Regions from separate parts of the Homo sapiens genome. Here region 1 is linked to region 2. Evidence: chromatin loops called from intact Hi-C (ENCODE). Cell type or tissue: A673. All regions are shown on one strand. Links, peaks and the distances in the headings refer to the core of each region. The heading gives the core; the rest is flanking DNA. Region 1 overlaps ATP11C (ATPase phospholipid transporting 11C (ATP11C blood group)). Region 2 has its middle 39 kb from the start of F9.

Evidence for each region. A loop is a pair of places that touch in the nucleus more often than their neighbours do. Peaks named below come from ENCODE experiments on the same cell type or tissue, not always from the same donor. Only the 100,000 strongest peaks of a DNase experiment are listed, where the experiment ranks them.
Region 1: it touches region 2 in a loop (3-fold over the local background); 3 of 110 quality-filtered maps call a loop at or near these places.

What each region holds. Positions count from the first base shown.
Region 1 is chrX:139,747,536-139,756,785 of GRCh38, forward strand. ATP11C (ATPase phospholipid transporting 11C (ATP11C blood group)) reads right to left here. Exons shown (of 30, transcript NM_001353812.2): 24 at 2,490-2,617. Among named protein-coding and RNA genes, the nearest start is that of MCF2, 44 kb to the left of the region's middle. In A673, for the core only: no CTCF peak of the experiment used is centred there; no DNase peak of the experiment used is centred there.
Region 2 is chrX:139,564,852-139,574,101 of GRCh38, forward strand. No RefSeq gene overlaps it. Among named protein-coding and RNA genes, the nearest start is that of F9, 39 kb to the left of the region's middle. In A673, for the core only: no CTCF peak of the experiment used is centred there; a DNase peak (open chromatin) is centred at 2,300; H3K27ac peaks cover 3,924 bases.

The sequences.
Region 1 (9,250 bases), core at 2,683-7,682, 190 kb after region 2:
CTTTTGCCTTTTAAAGCTGTAGAAGAAACAAATTACACCTGTTCCCTCTATAGAAAAACTAGTTTATTTCTTACATTTCTCTTAAAAATATAAAAGCATCCAATTATGTCATCTCACATCCAAGTGTTTGGTAATACCCAAGTCACTAAATCACCAAAGGTAAAATCTATAATACACTACACAACGCCACTGCTAATATTAATTGGCATACTGTACAGAGAGCCATATAGGAAGACCAGGGCTTCATGTTCACAAAAGAACAGTCAGAGTAATGAAACTATCTACAGTCTGGTGACAGGCCAAGAGCAGTGTCTTGTCAGAGCAGGCATTCACAACTTGCAAGTATGAGATCAAAAAGGAAAGCCGCACTTTGGGCTCGGCAATAGGTATGCCATGGCCTTTATTTTTGCATCAGATGTGGCAAGTCTACGCAAAATTCAATAAATCATGACCTACACCTAGCACAGTCACTAAAACCTTATGGAAACCCTTATGATATTTTGTACTCAACAGCTTTTTGCAGATTTTTCACATTCTTAATTTATACAAGTGTTCAGCACAGCTCTGAAGGCTGGAGGAGGGTGTTAGAATAATAATAAGATTAATAGCTATCATTGCTTGAAAACTTGTCAGGCACTATTTTTTTTAAGTTCTTTAATACATAGTGGCTCATTTACTCCTCACAAAACCATTGTGATTAGGTGCTACTGTTGCCCATGTATTACTGAAGGTGAAACTGAGGCACATTGCAGTAACCTGGGTAAGGTCACCTGGTAAGTAGCAGAGGCTTTCAGCCCAGGTGTTAGTCTGAGCTCTTGGTGGGACGGAATGGGAGGAATTCTGCCTACTACTCCTCAAACCCCATTTCAACCAGAGCAACTGCACTATCGGGCTTCACTTTAGAAGTTGTCTGGAAACAACTACAGTTAAAACAATGTTTTAAAACCACTGGCTTGCTGGAAAAAGCACTGGCAAGAGGGTTGAATTCTGATCTTCATTTTGCATCTGGTTGTACCCTGTGTCCTTAGGTAAGTCATTTCGGGGCCCTGGTTCCTTATTTTCAAAAAGAGTGTAGTAGGAGCTGATGCTTGTAAGATTTCTACCAAAGTTCTAATGATTCTCCTCTACATCTAATTATGCATTTACAACAAATATAGGATCAGCAGAACATGTAAACACCATGAAGATGCAATCAGCAAACTCTAGACTGGGAGAAATTTTACAACATAAATAATCTGGTTTTGTCCACAAATAAATTGCAAGGTTAACCTAAACATTAAAAGAGACTCAGAAAGTATATAAACCAATTGCAATGTGTGGACCTTCTTTAGATCCTGATTCAAATAAGCATGCTATGAAAAGAAATGAGTCAACTGGAGAAATGTGACCATTGACTATTTGATATTAAGGACTTAAGTGATAGGGTATTATTATTTTTAAAAATCCTTGTCTTTAAGAGATGCATAATGAAATAACTGTTTTTGAGATTTACTTCAAAATAAGCCTGTGATAGAGCAGACGGGGTTATCAGTGGAATAGGAATGTCAAGGAATTGAGAGTTGTTGAAGCTGAGTGGTTAGGACAAGCTGAGTGGTTCAACAACTATTTACATTCATTCATTATATAAATAGCATTCTCTCTACTTTTATGTATGTCTGAAATTTTCCTTAATAAAGACCTTTAAAATGATAAATTTCACAACTGTGTAATTCTAACAATTGCTAAATGTAAATTTTATGAGTCATGCTGGTTAAAAAAAATCCCTTAAATTTGTGTATCTTCATTTCATACAAATAAACCATCCAAACCTCTCTATTGCACTTGCTACCTACTATTTAGCAATGCTTACAATCTGCTATAAATTAATATCTTTATCCTTAGCTGTAGGCTACAATTCTAAAAATCCAATTAAATCATAAGTTAAACAACTGGGGCTAGTGCCAAGTCCCCCATCCACAGAGAAAAGCATCCATTTTCAACTGACACAAAATGAATACAATGGCTTATGAGTCCATTATTTTCTTCAACAGTTTTAGAATGGGGCTAACAAAGGTGGGGTGTGGGGCGGCTAATGCTATGGGTGCAGTTTACATGAGAAAGGGTAATATAACTTCATCAGTTCAATCTACAACAAGTAGGAATCAATATTCTAAACTACAGAAGATCTTTGTGTATGCTTTTTTTCTTTGCAGTTAAAATATCATGTCTTCCCATGAGACACTAGAACACTATGACAATATAGTTTCAAGTTTTAGGAATTAGTGACTCTGAACTAAATGTTTCACATATATTCAAGTACAGAACCCACACCTAGGAAATATGTCATTTTCCTGTTGAGCAGTCTGCTTTCAATAGCTAAAAATTCCAAACAGAACCATATAATCATACCACAAACCAAGTGCACAGTTCTGTGTTCTTCCCATCTGCAGATAAAATGAAAATCACAACACTGAAAGTCTTAGGGGGTTTTAACTATATATTTAACTTACATATACAATCGGGGATCTGAGGTCAGAGTGTCAATGTTGATGTGCTGTTCCAGTAGACTATAGGCCAGGATGGGCAAGGATGTGAAGCAGATATTGTACATTGTAAGGTAAGCAGCATCATACAGTGGCTAAAATGAAAAACAACAGAGGAAAGAAAGAAATTTCATGTAACAATCATCTACAAGATGATACTTATGTATGTGAAAAACTTACTAGCTAAAATAAGAAATTTTTTTACATGCTTTTGGTAGTGGCAAAGGAATCTGTAAATAAGGTCACTGCCTAGTAACTATAAAAAAGAAACTAACATATTGTGATGTGTCACATTAATACACCTCCCCTTTAACAGAATCTTATTCAGAATGTTTACATGCTATAAGCTGCATTTCTAATAGACATGAACAACTTTTCAAGATTGCTTAGTAGCTAAAACTAGCTATTCTGGAGTTACTTCAGCAAAGACCATTAAGTATAAGTGAGGAATCCTCAGAGAAACTAAATACAGGCAGCAGCCAGCCTGTGTCACAAATGTTTTGGTTAATATTTTACATATTTTTGGTTAGTATTTTCAAGTCCAAATTGTGTAAGTCTTTTCTAACATCCTCTTCCTGAGAAGTCCCACAGTTCCTCATGGCATGTGTTCTTCCTTCCTGAACTGAGTAATAAACCTAATTTGATCAACTACAAGTGTGTTCATGGGGGTCTTTGACTGGAGAACTTGGACAATCTTGAGCTCCTATAACAGGACTTGGCATACAAAAACAATCAATAAACACTAGATGAATAAATGAATGAGGATAGATCGGAAGCTATAACATTTATAAAGGCCTGCTCTGATATTATAAATCTTCCTTTATTGAAAAAATTTAAAGTATTCTATGAACCTCATTCTGATGAAAGCATTTACATCAGTATTTATCTACACAGTGCTAAAGATTGTCAAACAAACATTTTCTGTGGCCTGAATAAATAATTCCCCATACTCATATGTATTTTTCACATGTATAAATGTCCCTTAATAAAATGCATTAAACTATGACACAAATTAACAAAATAATGTATTTTCAATCAATGGCTACTAAAGATAATTACAAAAGGCTGGGAATTACTTGAATGGTGCATTAGTTAGTTCACTAGTTGACTTCAGAACATTTACCGAGTGCCTACTAAATGACAAGTACTAGGGACAGAGACGATTCCTCCCCTATCCACCAGGGAGTTCAAATTCTAGATGGAGAGGCAGAATGAGAGGTACACAGGGAGCTGGGGAAACCCAGAGGAGGGGACTACAACTCTGGCTGGCAGGAGAGACAAAGCAAATGATAATGGATGCAACATTCTCCATGAAGTTAAAAGACACTTCCAACGTACTTTCTATAAACAAAGATTTAAGCTCAGCAAAGATATTCCACTGAATTAAGAAGTACAAAAAAAAGTGTTGCATTCCTTTTTATTTTCAAAGGAGAGGACTAGTCCGTGGCACATAACACCACATTTTCTTTGGAAGCTACTCATTTTCACTAATGAGTAAATTTAAAAAATACAACTCAGATTGACTGGTGTGTCATTTAGTCTTGAATTTCATTCAAACAAAAGAAGCATCAATCTACTTTTGTTTCACTATGGTACTTTAAAATCACATGACAGATAATTGTAATTCTTAGGTACATAATTAGAAGAGACAGAATATCCCCAAAACAAACAGATAAAGTTGATAATACTGCTTTTTTATGAAACCTGTTACAATGTTTCCTTTTCATTAAAAAAAAAAAAAAGACATTTAGTATCCTAGTTTTGCTAAAGAAAGGGAAGCTTTTTGTGTAAAGAATCTGAATCCTGGTCCATTTCTACATTCTTCATAGTCCTCCTCGCAAGTTCCAGAGAATGCCTAATGTGCTTCTGGACTGAAAAAGGCTGACTACTCAAAGGTACTCCAAAGATATTTGCAATAAAGGTTGCTACATTCAGCACTAGCACAAAACCAAAATCAAAAATAAAGATTTTGCACATCACATTACCTCCTGAGCTCTCCTGGTACTCTTTTACCTTCCTTTTACCTGGTACACTTTTCCTTTAAGATGTCGACGTTATTCCTTCCCTTACCTCCAGGTCTCTGCCCAAATGTCACCTCATCAGAGAGACCTTTTCAGATGTCTAAAACGGCAGCTCTCTCTCTCCCAGTCACACTCTATCCCTTTATTATGCTTTCTTTTTTCCATCATAGCATGTATCAGTACCCAACATAATATATTTGATTGTTGTCTTTCACCCTATCACTACACACTGCAAGTTTCATGGGGGCAAGGAAGTTTATTTTGATCACTGCAATATTCTCAGCACTTAGCCTGGCACAAAGTAGGCAATCAAGAAATAGTTGCCAAATGAATGAACCTACCAGTTGAGCAACGGAAGGAGCCAAACATCAACTCCTATGGAACCATAAGCAGTTAAGGTAATCTAAGAAGACTGAAGACAATCCACGGTTTAAATCTCAGCTGGCTTTGTAAGGAATGAGTCCTTTTTCCCCTAAAATTTGTGCTTGGTAAACATATTTTAAAAGGATAATACAGCAACAGACTCCTTTCAAAATGAAAACAATATTTCCACCAGAACAAGCCAACTTACCTTTAGCACACTGCTACACATTAGTTAAGAGAATTTCAAATATACTTTTAATACTTGCATCCATCCAAGAAAGTAAGGAATTAGCAACATTTTGCTCAATAGCAATTTGAATGTTCAAGAAAAACAGATTGATCAGAACTTACGAAACTCTCTAATACTATTAATTTTGAATACAAGAAGGTTGATGGCACTTCCAAAAACTGCAAGATGCTTAATTTATAATGAAAGATTATCTGCTTAACTGGCACTACTGGGCTAATGACATGGCACTGATGTAAGAGACAGCATACCAAATAGTAAAAAGGCAAATTCAAGAGAAAGAGACCAGTCATTCCCATTGAGAAGAATGCATTCTCTTAAAAATACTGCCAAAGAGACTTCAACACCCTACTGGCAGTATGAGACAGATCACTGAGGCCAAAAATTAACAAAGATATTCAGGCCCTGAATTCAACATGTGACCAAATGGACCTAACAGACATCTACAGAACTCTCTACCCCCAAAACAACAGAATATACATTCCTCTTATCACCACATGGCACATACTCTAAAATCGACCACACAATTGGACATAACAATCCACAGCAAATTCAAAAAAACAAAAATCATACCAACCATACTCTCAAACCACAGAGTGATAAAAATAGAAATGAATACTAAGAAAATCACTCAAAACCATACAACAACATGGAAATTAAACAACCTGCTCCTGAATGATTTTTGGGTAAATAATGAAATTAAGGCAAAAATCAAGAATTTCTTTAAAACTAATGAAGAACAAAGATACAACATACCAGAATCTCTGGGACACAGCTAAGGAAGTGTTAAGAGGGAAATTTATAGCACTAAACACCCGCATCAAAAAGTTAAAAAGAGGGCCGGGCACAGTGGCTGAAGCCTGTAATCCCAGCAATTTGGGAGGCCAACACAGGCAGATCATCTGAGGTCAGGAGTTCAAGACCGGCCTGACCAACATGCTGAAACCCTATCTCTAATAAAATACAAAAATTAGCCAGGTGTGGTGACAGGCACCTGTAATCTCAGCTACTTGGGAGGCTGAGGCAGGAGAAATCACCTGAACCCAGGAGGTGGAGGTGGCAGTGAGCCGAAATCACGCCACTGCATTACAGCCTGGGTGACAGAGCAAGAGAAAAAGAAAGAAAAGAAAGGGAAAGGGAAAGGGAAGAAAAGAAGAAGAAAAGGAAACCAAAGAAAGAAGTTAGAAAGAGGTCAAATTAACAACCCAACATCACAACTAGAGGAACTACAGAAACAAGAGCAAACCAACCCCAAAGCTAGAAGAAAACAAGAAATAACCCAAATCAGAGCTGAACTGAGGGAAACTGAGATGCAAAAAAACCATACAAAAGACCAAGAAATCCAGGAGATGGTTATTTGAAAAAATGTAATAATATACATAGACCATTAGCTGGACTAATACAGAAAAAAAAGAGAAAATTCAAATAAACACAATCAGAAATGACAAAGCAGATGATACTACAGATACAACAGAAATACAAAAACCCTGAGAGACTACTATGAACATTTCTATGCATACAAACTAGAAAACCTATAAGAAATGGTTAAATTTCTGGACATATACAACCTCCCAAGACTGAACCAGTCAGAAAACCAGAGATTTCCTGAATCCCTGAAAAGACCAATAATGACTTCAAAAACTGAAAGGTAATAAAAAGTATACCAACCAAAAAAAAAGCTCAGGACCAGATGGAGTCACAGCCAAATTCTACCAGATGTATAAGGAAGATCTGTAGCATTCCTACTGAAACTATTCCAAAAAAATTGAGAAGGAGGGACTCCTCCCTAAATCATTCTATCAGGCCAGCATCATTCTGATACGGAAACCTTGGCACAGACACAACAACAACAACAAAAAGAAAACTTCAGGCCAATATCCTTGATGAAGAAGATAGATGCAAAAATACTCAACAAAATACTAGCAAACTGAAACCAGCAGCACATCACAAAGCTAATCCACCATGATCAGGCAGGCTTTATCACTAGAATGCAAGGTTGGTTCAATATCTGCAAATCAATAAATGTGATTTATCACATAAACAGAACTAAAAACAAAAACCACATGATCATCTCAATAGATGCAGAAAAGGTTTTCAATAAAATCCATCATGTTAAAAACTCTCAACAAACGAGGCACTGAAAGAACATTCTTCAAAATAATAAGAGCCATCTAAGAAAAACCCATAGCCAACATCACACTTAACAATCAAAAGCTGGAAGCATTCCCTCAAAAACCAGAAGACTAGGATGCCCTCTCTCACCACTCCTATTTAACATAGTACTGGAAGTCCTAGCCAAAGCAATCAGGCAAGAGAAAGAAATAAAAGGCATCCAAATAGGAAGACAGCAAGTCAAACTATCCCTGTTTGCAGACAATATGATTCTATATCTAGAAAACCTCATAGTCTTGCCCCAAAAGCTCCTTGACCTGATAACTTCAGCGAAGTTTCAGGATACGAAATCAATGTACAAAAATCAGTAGCAATCCTATACACCAACAACATCCAAGCTGAGAGCCAAATCAGTAACATAATCCCATTCACAACAGCCACAAAAATAATGAAATGCCTAGAAATACAGCTAACCAGTGAGGTGAAAGATCTTTACAATGAAAATTGCAAAACACTGCTCAAAGAAATCAGAGATGACACAAACAAATGGAAAAACATTCCATGCTCTTGGATAGGAAGAATCAATATTGTTAAAATGGTCATATTGCCCCAGGCAATTTACAAGTTCAATGCTATTCCTATCAAACTACTAATTACATTCTTCACAGAATTAGAAATAAATATTTTAATATTCATATGGCACCAAAAAAGAGCCCAAATAGCCAAGGCAATCCTAAGCAAAATGAACAAAGCTGGAGGCATTACAATACCTGACTTCAAACTATACTACAGGCTACAGTAACCAAAACCGCATGGTACTGATACAAAAACAGACCAATGGAACAGAATAGAGAGCCCGGAAAAAAGGCCACATATCTATGACCATGTGATCTTCAACATAGCTGACAGAAACAAGCAATGGGGAAAAGAATCCCTATTCAATAAATGGCACTAGGATAACTTGCTAGCCACATGCAGAAGATTGAAACTGGACCCGTTTCTTATGCCATATACAAAAATCAACTCAAGATGGATTAAAGACTTAAATGTAAAACCTAAAACTATAACCACCCTGGAAGATAACCTAGGATATACCAGTCTGGACACAGGAGCTGGCAAAGATTTCATCGCAAAGATGCTGAAAGCAATAGCAACAAAAACAAAAACTGACAAATGTTACCTAATTAAATAAAGAATTTCTGCATACAAGAAGATGACTATCAACAGAGTAAACTGACAACCTACAAAATGGGAGAAAATATTTACAAATGATGAATGTGACAAATATGTAATATCCAGCATCTGTAAGGAACTTACATAAATTTATAAGCAAAAATCAAACCACCCCATTAAAAAGTGGGCAAAGGACACGAACAGACACTTTTCAAAAGACATACACGCAGCCAACAAGCATATGAAAAAACGCTCAACATCACTAATCATTAGAGAAATGCAAATCAAAACAAAAACGAGATACCATCTCACACCAGTCAGAATGGCTATTATTAAAAAGTCAAAAAAGTAACAGATGCTGGCAAGGTTGCAGAGAAAAGGGAACACTTGCAGAATGCTGGTGAGAATGTAAATTAGTTTAGCCATTGTGGAGAGCAGTGTGATGATTCCTCAAAGACCTTAAAACAGAATTACCATTCAACCCAGCAATCCCATTACTGGGTATATACCCAAAGGAATATAAATTATTCTACCATAAAGACACATATACACGTTTACTGCAGCATTCTTCATAATATCAAAGATATGTAATCAACCTAAATTCCCATCAATGGTAGACTGGATAAAGAAAATGTGGTACATATATACCATTAAATACTATGCAACCATAAAAAATAAGATCATGTCATTTGCAGCAACACGGATGGAGCTGGAAGCCATCATCCTAAGCAAACTAACACAAAAACAGAAAACCAAATACAGCATATTCTAACTTATAAGTGGGAGCTAAACAATGAGAACATATGGACACA
Region 2 (9,250 bases), core at 221-5,220:
GGAAACTGGCCTCAGGACTCCTGTTATTGGTCTTCTCTGTGGCAGAGAAAGGAGCTCTTGGACCCATAAATCTCTGAGCCACAGTTCTTTTTGCCATGGGCTCAAAAATGATTGAATTCATCATGAGCCACCTGTGGCATATTGCCACCACTAAACATGTGGGGCCTTTAAGCTCACTAAGAGCCAATGTCTTCAGAGCCAGCCCTGGCTTGATTCTACCTAGGGCATTTGCAGTTGCCATATAAGAATCATTAGTGCTTTCAAAATTACTGTAGATACTTTGCCTAAATAGACTAAAACATGCTGCCGTCATATTGGAAGTGACAGATTAAAATAGAACTCTTGCCAAGTGAAGGAAAGTGTGCTAATATAATGCAGTCATTTTAACTTGCTGTTTAAGTGTGATTGTTTTTAGTTCTTTTGAATATTATTTGTTTTATACTGACAGGAACGAAGTACTGTCCAATTTTCTCTGCCAAGGAAAAAAGAAAAGGTGTTCTTCCTTACTTACCTGAACCAAAACAGACCAGTTTACAAAATTGCCTAATTATAATTGCTAAACAAGTTCCGAATGCTTACAGTCTAATCCAAGAATGTCAGAGCTGCAAGGGCCCTTAAACACCATCCAATCCACTCCACTCATTTAGCAGATGAAGAGATTGAGGGCAACATAAGGCCAGGCCCAAGATAACACAATGACAGCCAGGACTAGAGCTCAAGTCTCCCACCCTGCACTTTGAAAGAATAATGCTTTCAACTGGAGTACATTAACTCTACTGTCTATATTTTTAGGGCAGCTGGGGCATTCTGCATTGGTGGCAATCCTCTCAACAACCCTGGGACTGAAAACTGCCTGGAATTCTTACTAACAATTCTCTAATTGACCAAAAGGTGACGAAATCAAGGAGACCAATAAGGTAGCTTGGAAAGCAGAGTGGCAGTCAGATAACAAACTGGAGCTTCAACCCCTGGCTCATAGCAGGTTCTCAGTAAATACATGTAGGATAAACGTGTGGTGCTGGTGTCTGGCGTTTAGCCCAGCTGTGGGCACTGGGCCTTCCAGATGTGACATTTGACTACTATAGCACATTCAACAGTGTCATCTGGCACACAGTCATTCCAGCAACAATTCAACTTTATTCACTGCAACTGTGCTGGGGAAGACGTGCGGCACACGGAGACAGCAGGTTACTCCAGAAGCTGTTTGAGGGTTGAAGGCAGGCTTCAAAGGCCCACCGAAGCTGAGATTCTAACAATGCATTGCACCTGCGGATGATTGGGAAACAGACTACAGATGCTGAAAGGCCTCTCTGAGTAAAGCAATCAGGAATCAGAGCTCTTTTTGAATCTGAGGCTTATGCCATCTAAAAAATCTCAGGGTTAAAGCCATAAAAATCAGCATGTTGTGTAAACTGTGGAAACTATTGAAAGAATCACAGCAGGCAAAGGACTGTGGGACCCCTGCTCTTTTCAATCAATCCAGGCCCACAAATCACTCTAGTCATTTTTTCCTACGGTAGTTTCGAGGCAAATCTTTTTCATCCAGTCTTTGGGGCTATGGACTGCCTTGAGATTTCTGAGTCAATCTCAACTTCTAATATAGGTATCAAAAGTGAAGAAGAGCAGGCAGATCTTTTCTTGCATATGTAGACAAAGAGGCAAAGACTTCTGTCTGGAAGAAGGCAGAGACATTTTCTCCATGCCTTCACAGAACTATTTCAAACTCCTGGCCAGGTCATTCCACTCTAATAGGAGAGCTATCCTTCTATTCTCTTGGTTAAGAGAAAGCTGGAAATAGAAACAGGGATATTCCAGGCCAGACACAATGGCTCACGCCTGTAATCCCAACACTTTGGGAGGCCGAGGCAGGCAGATCACTTGAGGTCAGGAGTTCAAGATTAGTCTGGCCAACATGGTGAAACCCATCTTTACTAAAAATACAAAAATTAGCCGGGTGTGGTGGCGCACGCTTATAATCCCAGCTACTCGGGAGGCTGAGGCACGAGAATTGCTTGAACCCAGGAGGCAGAGGTTGCAGTGAGCCAAGATCATGCCATTGCACTCACATCTGGGTGACAGAGCAAGAAAGGAAGAAAGAAAGGAAGAGAGAGAGAGAGAGGAGGGAGGAAGGAAGGAAGGAAGGAAGGAAGGAAGGAAGGAAGGAAGAAAGGAAGGAAGGAAGGAAAGATACTAATGATTCCAAAGGCTTTCATTCAAACAGTTGCTGCATTGTAATGTTAAGTATGAGATACTAATTCATAAAAATTTACCACCATAGTAAATCTCCCTGATACCATCACTCTTAAACCTTTAGAAATGCTACAGCATCTAGCTTCTCTAGATCAATAATCACAGAGGCTTAAGTGCTGACCTCATAAAGATAAAGAGTTCCCATGATTTACACATTACGTGCTTTCATAAATATCTATATATAAAAGCCTATTTTCCTCTTGGACTATATTACAAAAGTAAGTATGCATTTTCATAAGATTCAAACCCAGCTCTAAATGTAAGAAGCCAAATTAAGAATGTAGCAATGTATGAATGAAAAGGAAGGAAAAAAGCCATTACTAACCACAACTCTGTGCAAAACTCCCTGTCATCTAAGGTAGGAATAAGATATTTATCTTGAACACATAAGGGAATATGTCATAGAAAGGGAGACAGGGAGGTTGAGGCAGGTGACTGGCTTGAGCTCAGAAGTTCAAGAGCAGCCTGGGCAACGTGGCAAAACCCTGTCTCTACAAAAAATACAAAAATTAGCCAGGCATGGTGGCTCATGCCTGTAGTCCCAGCTACTCAGGAGGCTGAGGTGGGAGGATCGCTTGAATCTGGGAGGTTGAGGCAGCAGAGAGCCATGGTTGCACCACTGCACTCTAGCCTGGGTGGCAAAGTGAGACCTTGTCTCAGAAAAAGAAAAAGAGGAAGGGAGGGAGGGAGGAAGGGAGGGAGGGAGGTAAGGGAGGGAGGAAGGGAGGAAGGGAAAGGAAGGGAGACAAAAATACAAAAAAAAAAAAAAAAGGCCTCCTGCATTCACTTTCTTCCTAGGCTATAAGGAGGTGTTTTCATTAATTTCTAGGAAATGTAAAAAAGATTAGCCTAGGAAACTATGGTTATAACCCTGGCCTTTTTATCTCCTGTTTTGTGTTTGTCTTCTCCATAAGCTGTATCTACCCCTCTTGTCTGTGCTTTCTGTCCTCATTTAGGTAGCTATTTTGTTTTTGTACCTTATTTTTATAGATTCAGCTCTTAGCTTTCATTTCAATCTCTTTCTCCCTATAGCTATTACCCAATCAAATAACCTTGTGATAAAGTTTAATATCTGAACAAAACTGTTGTTCTTGGCCACAGGGATTTCGTTTCTCTCAATATGCCTCCCATATTTTAGTTGTCTATGTTCTCTTCCATACACTCTGTTTCTAGTCCTAGATGAACATGCTTAAGATTAGAATCTCCACTTCCTTAGTTTAGAAAATCTAGATTTAAGTAACAGATATGCTAAAAGGACAGGTGCACATTACCTAATAGTGGGATTGTTATAATTCAGAAGTCTTAGTACACTCTAATAAAGAATTTTACTGTACACTTTCTATGTACCTAGCGTTGTATCTATTTCCTAAGGTGCAATGAATGGTATGCTGGAACTGGCATATACAAACTAACTCTCAAAAACCAATGTTAAAAGAAAAACTTTAGACAAAATAAATTCAACTGGAGGTCATTATATTAAGTGAAATAAATGAGGCACAGAAAGATAAACATCACATGTTCTAACTTATGTGTGAGATCTAAAGATCAAAATAACTTAACTCATGGACATAGAGCCTAGAAGGATAGTTACCAGAGGCTGGAAAGCGTAGTGGGGGGTTGGAGGGTAAGTGAGGATGGCTGATGAATACAAAAAAATAGAAAGAATAAGACCTAGTGTTTGATAGCACAACAGGGTGACTATAGTCAATAATAATTTAATTGTACATTTGTAATAACTAAAAGAGTATCATTGGATTGTTTGTAATGCAATGCATAAATGCTTAAGGTGATGGAGACCCCATCTTCCATGATGTGATTATTACACATTGCATGCTTGTACCAAAATATCTCATATATTCCATAAATATATACACCTACTATTTACCCACAAAAATTAAAAATAAAAAAGGAAAACAAAGAAAAAGATTCAACAGAGTTTATCTGAGCAAAGAATGATTCATGAATGGTGTAGCAGTCAGAATCAGGGGAGGTTCAGAGAGCTCTGCTGCAGCAGCCTGAGCAGTGAGTTTTTATGGGCTGACAGAGAAGGAAGACAAAATATATTTAACTGGTTAGAGTGGAAATACCCTAGTTAGAGGTGAGTTGCTGATTTCTGATTGATAAAGTCTCCAGTCTCCTTTTACTGTTTACACTGGGCTTCAGTTTGCTTATGTAGGAACTTAAAGGGCTTGAGCGGTCCAAGTCGGGTATCCAGTGGCTTCCCCTACCCTTTTTTTTTTTTTTGAAATGGAGTCTCACTCTGTTGCCCGGACTTGAGTCCAGTGGCCCGATCTCGGCTCACTGCAACCTCCACCGCCCAGGTTCAAGCGATTCTCCTGCCTCAGCCTCCTGAGTAGCTGGGATTACAGGCACCTGCCATCACTTCCAGCTAATTTTTGTATTTTTAGCAGACACAGGGTTTTACCATGTTGGCCAGGCTGGTCTCAAACTCCTGACCTCAGGTGATCTGCCTGCCTCGGCCTCCCAAAGTGCTGGGATTACAGGTATGAGCCACTGCACCAGCCACTTTTTTAACACCAATTTTGCACATCACTTCCTAACTTCCAGTTCTGTGTCCTCATGTTGGTAGCTTGAAATCTGCCATGGTAGGAATCTTTACACCATAGAAATCAACAAATGGTACAAATAGGGTTTTGGTGTGTCTTTTAAAGAGAATCAGTTGCTTACCATTTGCCAACATACAACTGGACACAATATAATTGTTTGACTAACAACTCGTCATTTTTGCAGTACAGCTACTCAATTATTGCTATGACTGAGCACTAAATTCACATTGTAAATTAAAATATAAAGGTTGTTTAAGGGAGCAAAATGTTCATGAAATAGAAATATTGAGAAAACCAGGCCTTTAAAGATGTTCACAGATGGTAACAGATACTTTGTGTTGTAAAATAAAATGTAACATTTCTTAAGTGCAAATATTTCTCCTACAACACATTCACACATTGTAATCCACCAAGGTTTATTTTATGGTATTTTTCTGCTGTGCCAGTATGTCAGTTCATAGTAATTTGTAATATGCTTATAAAAACTGTGGAAAAGAGTTCTTGACTGCTATTTTTGGTAAGCATGTAAGAACACTAAAACTAAAAAAAAAAAAAAAAAAAAAAAAAATTTCCACAGGGATGTATGGAAGGTAAGTGTGATGCGGTTTCACTACATTTCAGTCAGGGGGCACGACATTTTATTCCACTTTTCCAGTACTGAACTAAAGTGAGCAGAATGTTATACAGTGTAAAATGATTTTGACATTTAAAAATGTATTCAGAATAATATCTTGAACTCCCAAGTACCAGCATCCATCCATTTCTCATCTTTTATTTCTCTCTCTCTCTCTCTCTTCAGAGGTAGCTATCTTTCTTAGTTTGGTGTTCATCATTATCCAGCATGTTCATATACTTTAACCCTAAACTATCCACTAAAATATATATTTCGTTTTACATATTTTAAAACGTTATACAAATGCTATCATATTGTTTCTATCCTGCATTTTTTTTCCTGTGGGATTCATTTATGATGATATGGGTAGCTCTAGGTCATTTATTTTAGTTTCTATATCAATTTTATGGCATGATATTCAATAAACTAGTTATGTAACCTTCTGTTTGTGGTAATTCATGTTGTCTCTAAATTTTTTACTCTTCTAAACATTGCTGCTATAAACATTCTGGCACATGTGTGAGCCTTCGTGTGGGGTACATCCTTAGGAGTAAAAATGCTAAGCCATAGAGCATTCACTTCAACTGTACTTGGTATTAGCAGATAGCTCACCAAAGTGTTATCAATGTATGCTCCCAGTAGTAGCATGTACAAGTTCTTGCTTCATGTCCTTCCCAACGGTTGGTATTTTTAGAAATATGGGCAGATTTTTGAGCTAATAATATTCATACATAGAATGCCTACTTTTGCATTGAATCCAGGTAATTTGAAACTATTTGTAAATGTATGACTACAGCCCTAAGTGCTTCTTGGGGTCAGTAAAGAAATTATTTTAGCCTCTAATATGAGATTACAAAATGTCCATTATGATATTTCTCTTTTAAGTCATTTTTATTATGGTTGTAAAGTTATGGCTCACTTAATTACTTAACATGTTATCATTTGGTTTCTTATAACTTCCCATGTAAAAGAGTGCATTCACTATCAAACTGTGCTATAACCTATCAACTAAGACAACTCAGCCCAAGTCCTTCTCATGCTTTAAATTTTTCTGACTCTCTCTTCTCCACTTCTGCTTCATTATAATTTTTTAAATTTACTTTTTTTTTGAGATAGTGTCTCACTCTGTCACCCAGGCTGGAGTGCAGTGGCATGATCATAGTTCACAGCAGCCTCAGTCTCCTGGGTTCAAGCAATCCTCTGCTTCAGCCTCCCGAGTAGCTGAGACTACAGGCATGTGCTACCATGCCTGGCTAATTTTTTTTTTTTTTTTTTTTAAGAGCTGGGGTCTCACTATGTTGCCAGGGCTGGTCTCAAACTCCCGAGCTTAAGCAATCCTCCTGCCTTGACCTCTCAAAGTGCTGGGATTACAGGTGTAAGCCACCAAACCCGGCCATAATTTTTCATTTGTTCTCCAGAAAGGTTGTGTTTGTCGCTTATTTTGGAAATAATTAAGTTAGTGAGTCTGACAAATTTTTAGATGAAATTTATCTTTGAAATGGTTTACATTTTGTTTTGGGTGGGTTTAAGGAAAGTTTCATTTAGCTTAAGGAACTTAATCTTCACAAAGTTCAACTTCATTGGCTGTTCTCAGTACACATTATGAGTCCTATTTGATGGACACATGCTTAAAACACCTCCTCAGAATTTAATGTGCTTATTCATACACGCAAAAAAATGAGGTGATCAATATATAGGGGCAACTAAGCCCTCACCAAATGCAAAGGACAATTTAATACTTAACTACGTCATGAAATTTTTAAAAATGCATTTTGAAGTAAAAAGTAATTTTTTAAAAATCTGGTTGTCACTTTTACTAATTGCCTTTTGAACAGTATAAAGAGTTTAGTTTTTGTCCATAACACCGGTTTCTTCCCATGTTTTCCCATAAAACCCCTTGCAAACTGACCAGTCGAAATCAATGTGAGGAAGTGTACTGAAATGTAATAAAAATGACTTGTTTTGATATTTTATTGCCTGAGACTTGACTCATTAAACACCGTAGAGTCTGCTGCCCTGCAGGAAGAAGGCTCCTGTGTTCTAATACTTACTAAATAATAAGCATTTTCCTCAGTGAAAGTCTGTTGAGTGAAACCAGGTTGATTTCTGACTAGACCCAAAACAAAATCACTGACCTGATTTCTCTTCAAGTCAAGTATTTCTTCTGCTCTCCTACACTTTCCACAATGTATTATGAAATTTTTCTCTTAAGAGAATGTAAACGCTTAGATGTCAGGGTGGCTTTTATAACAACCACGTATTTTTTTAGATTTTTTTTATTATTATACTTTAAGTTCTGGGATACATGGGCAGAACTTGCAGGTTTGTTACATAGGTATACACGTGCCATGGTGGTTTGCTGCACCCATCAACCCGTCACCTACATTAGGTATTTCTCCTGATGCTATCCCGCCCCTAGCTCCCCACCCCCCGAGAGGCCCTGGTGTGTGATGTTCCCCTCCTTGTGTTCATGTGTTCTCATTGTTCAACTCCCACTTATGAGTGAGAACATGTGGTGTTTGGTTTTCTGTTCCTGTGTTAGTTTCATGAGAATGATGGTTTCCAGCTTCATTCATGTACCTGCAAAGGACATAAACTCATCCTTTTTTATGGCTGCATAGTAATACATGGTGTATATGTGCCACATTTTCTTTATCCAGTCTATCATTGACGGGCATTTGGGTTGGTTCCAAGTCTTTGCTATTGTGAATAGTGCTGCAATAAACATATGTGTGCATGTGTCTTTATGGTAGAATGATTAAATTCCTTTAGGTATATACCCAGTAACGGGATTGCTGGGTCAAATGTATTTCTGATTCTAGATCCTTGAGGAATCACCACACTGTCTTCCACAATGGAACAACTATGTATTTTATATTGTGAGACTCATGTGTAATTTTGGAAATATCACCAATAGCATTTTACCCCTCAAACAACACAGGAATAAAACTTGAATACACATTTTATTTTTCAGGGAGTTCTTTGGAGACGAATTTAATTTGATTAACTAATTCACTGATGGTGCTGATATAATTTGGATGTTGTTCCTGCCCAAATCTCATGTTGAAATGTAATTCCCAATGTTGGAGGTGGGGCCTGGTGGGAGGTGATTGGATCATCGGGACGAATTTCTTGTGAATGGTTCAGCACCATCCTTTTGGTAGTGTCCTCATGATAGTGGGTGAGTTCTCACAAGATCTGGTCATTTAAAAGTGTGAGGCCCATCCCCCATCACTCTCCTGCTCCTGCTTTTGCTGTGTGATGTGCAAGCTCCCACTTGGCCCTCTGCCATGATTGCAAGCTTCCAGAGACCTCCGCAGAAGCATATGCCACTATGCTTCCTCTACAGCCTGCAGAACCGTGAGCCAACTAAACCTCATTTCTTATAAATTACCCAGTCTCACATATTTCTTTATAGCAATGCAAGAACGGCCTAACACAAGTGTTTTCTCAAAAGACCTCAAAACAAATTTAAAGGTAAAAGAGGTAGTTATCCTGTGATGGGATGCTTATTAAGACATCTAAAACAATCTCAGTGTTGTTTTCTTTTAATGAAAGATTCAGTCAAACCAAGGTTATAGGCTTCTCTCCTCACTCTATATTAAGGCACATGTACTAGCTTCCAAATGGGCTGTGAAAGAGATCATTAGGTCTGGCAATTCCAACTAAAGAGTCCTTTGCAGAAGCAAGTTATAGATCAGAAAACAACTGCAGGTATCTAGGTGCTTTCCAGGATTCCTTGAGCTTCAGTATATGGAAGCAGACTTTTTTAGGGTATGGAAGCATGCACTCATAAACATGGCTATCTAACCTTTGAAAC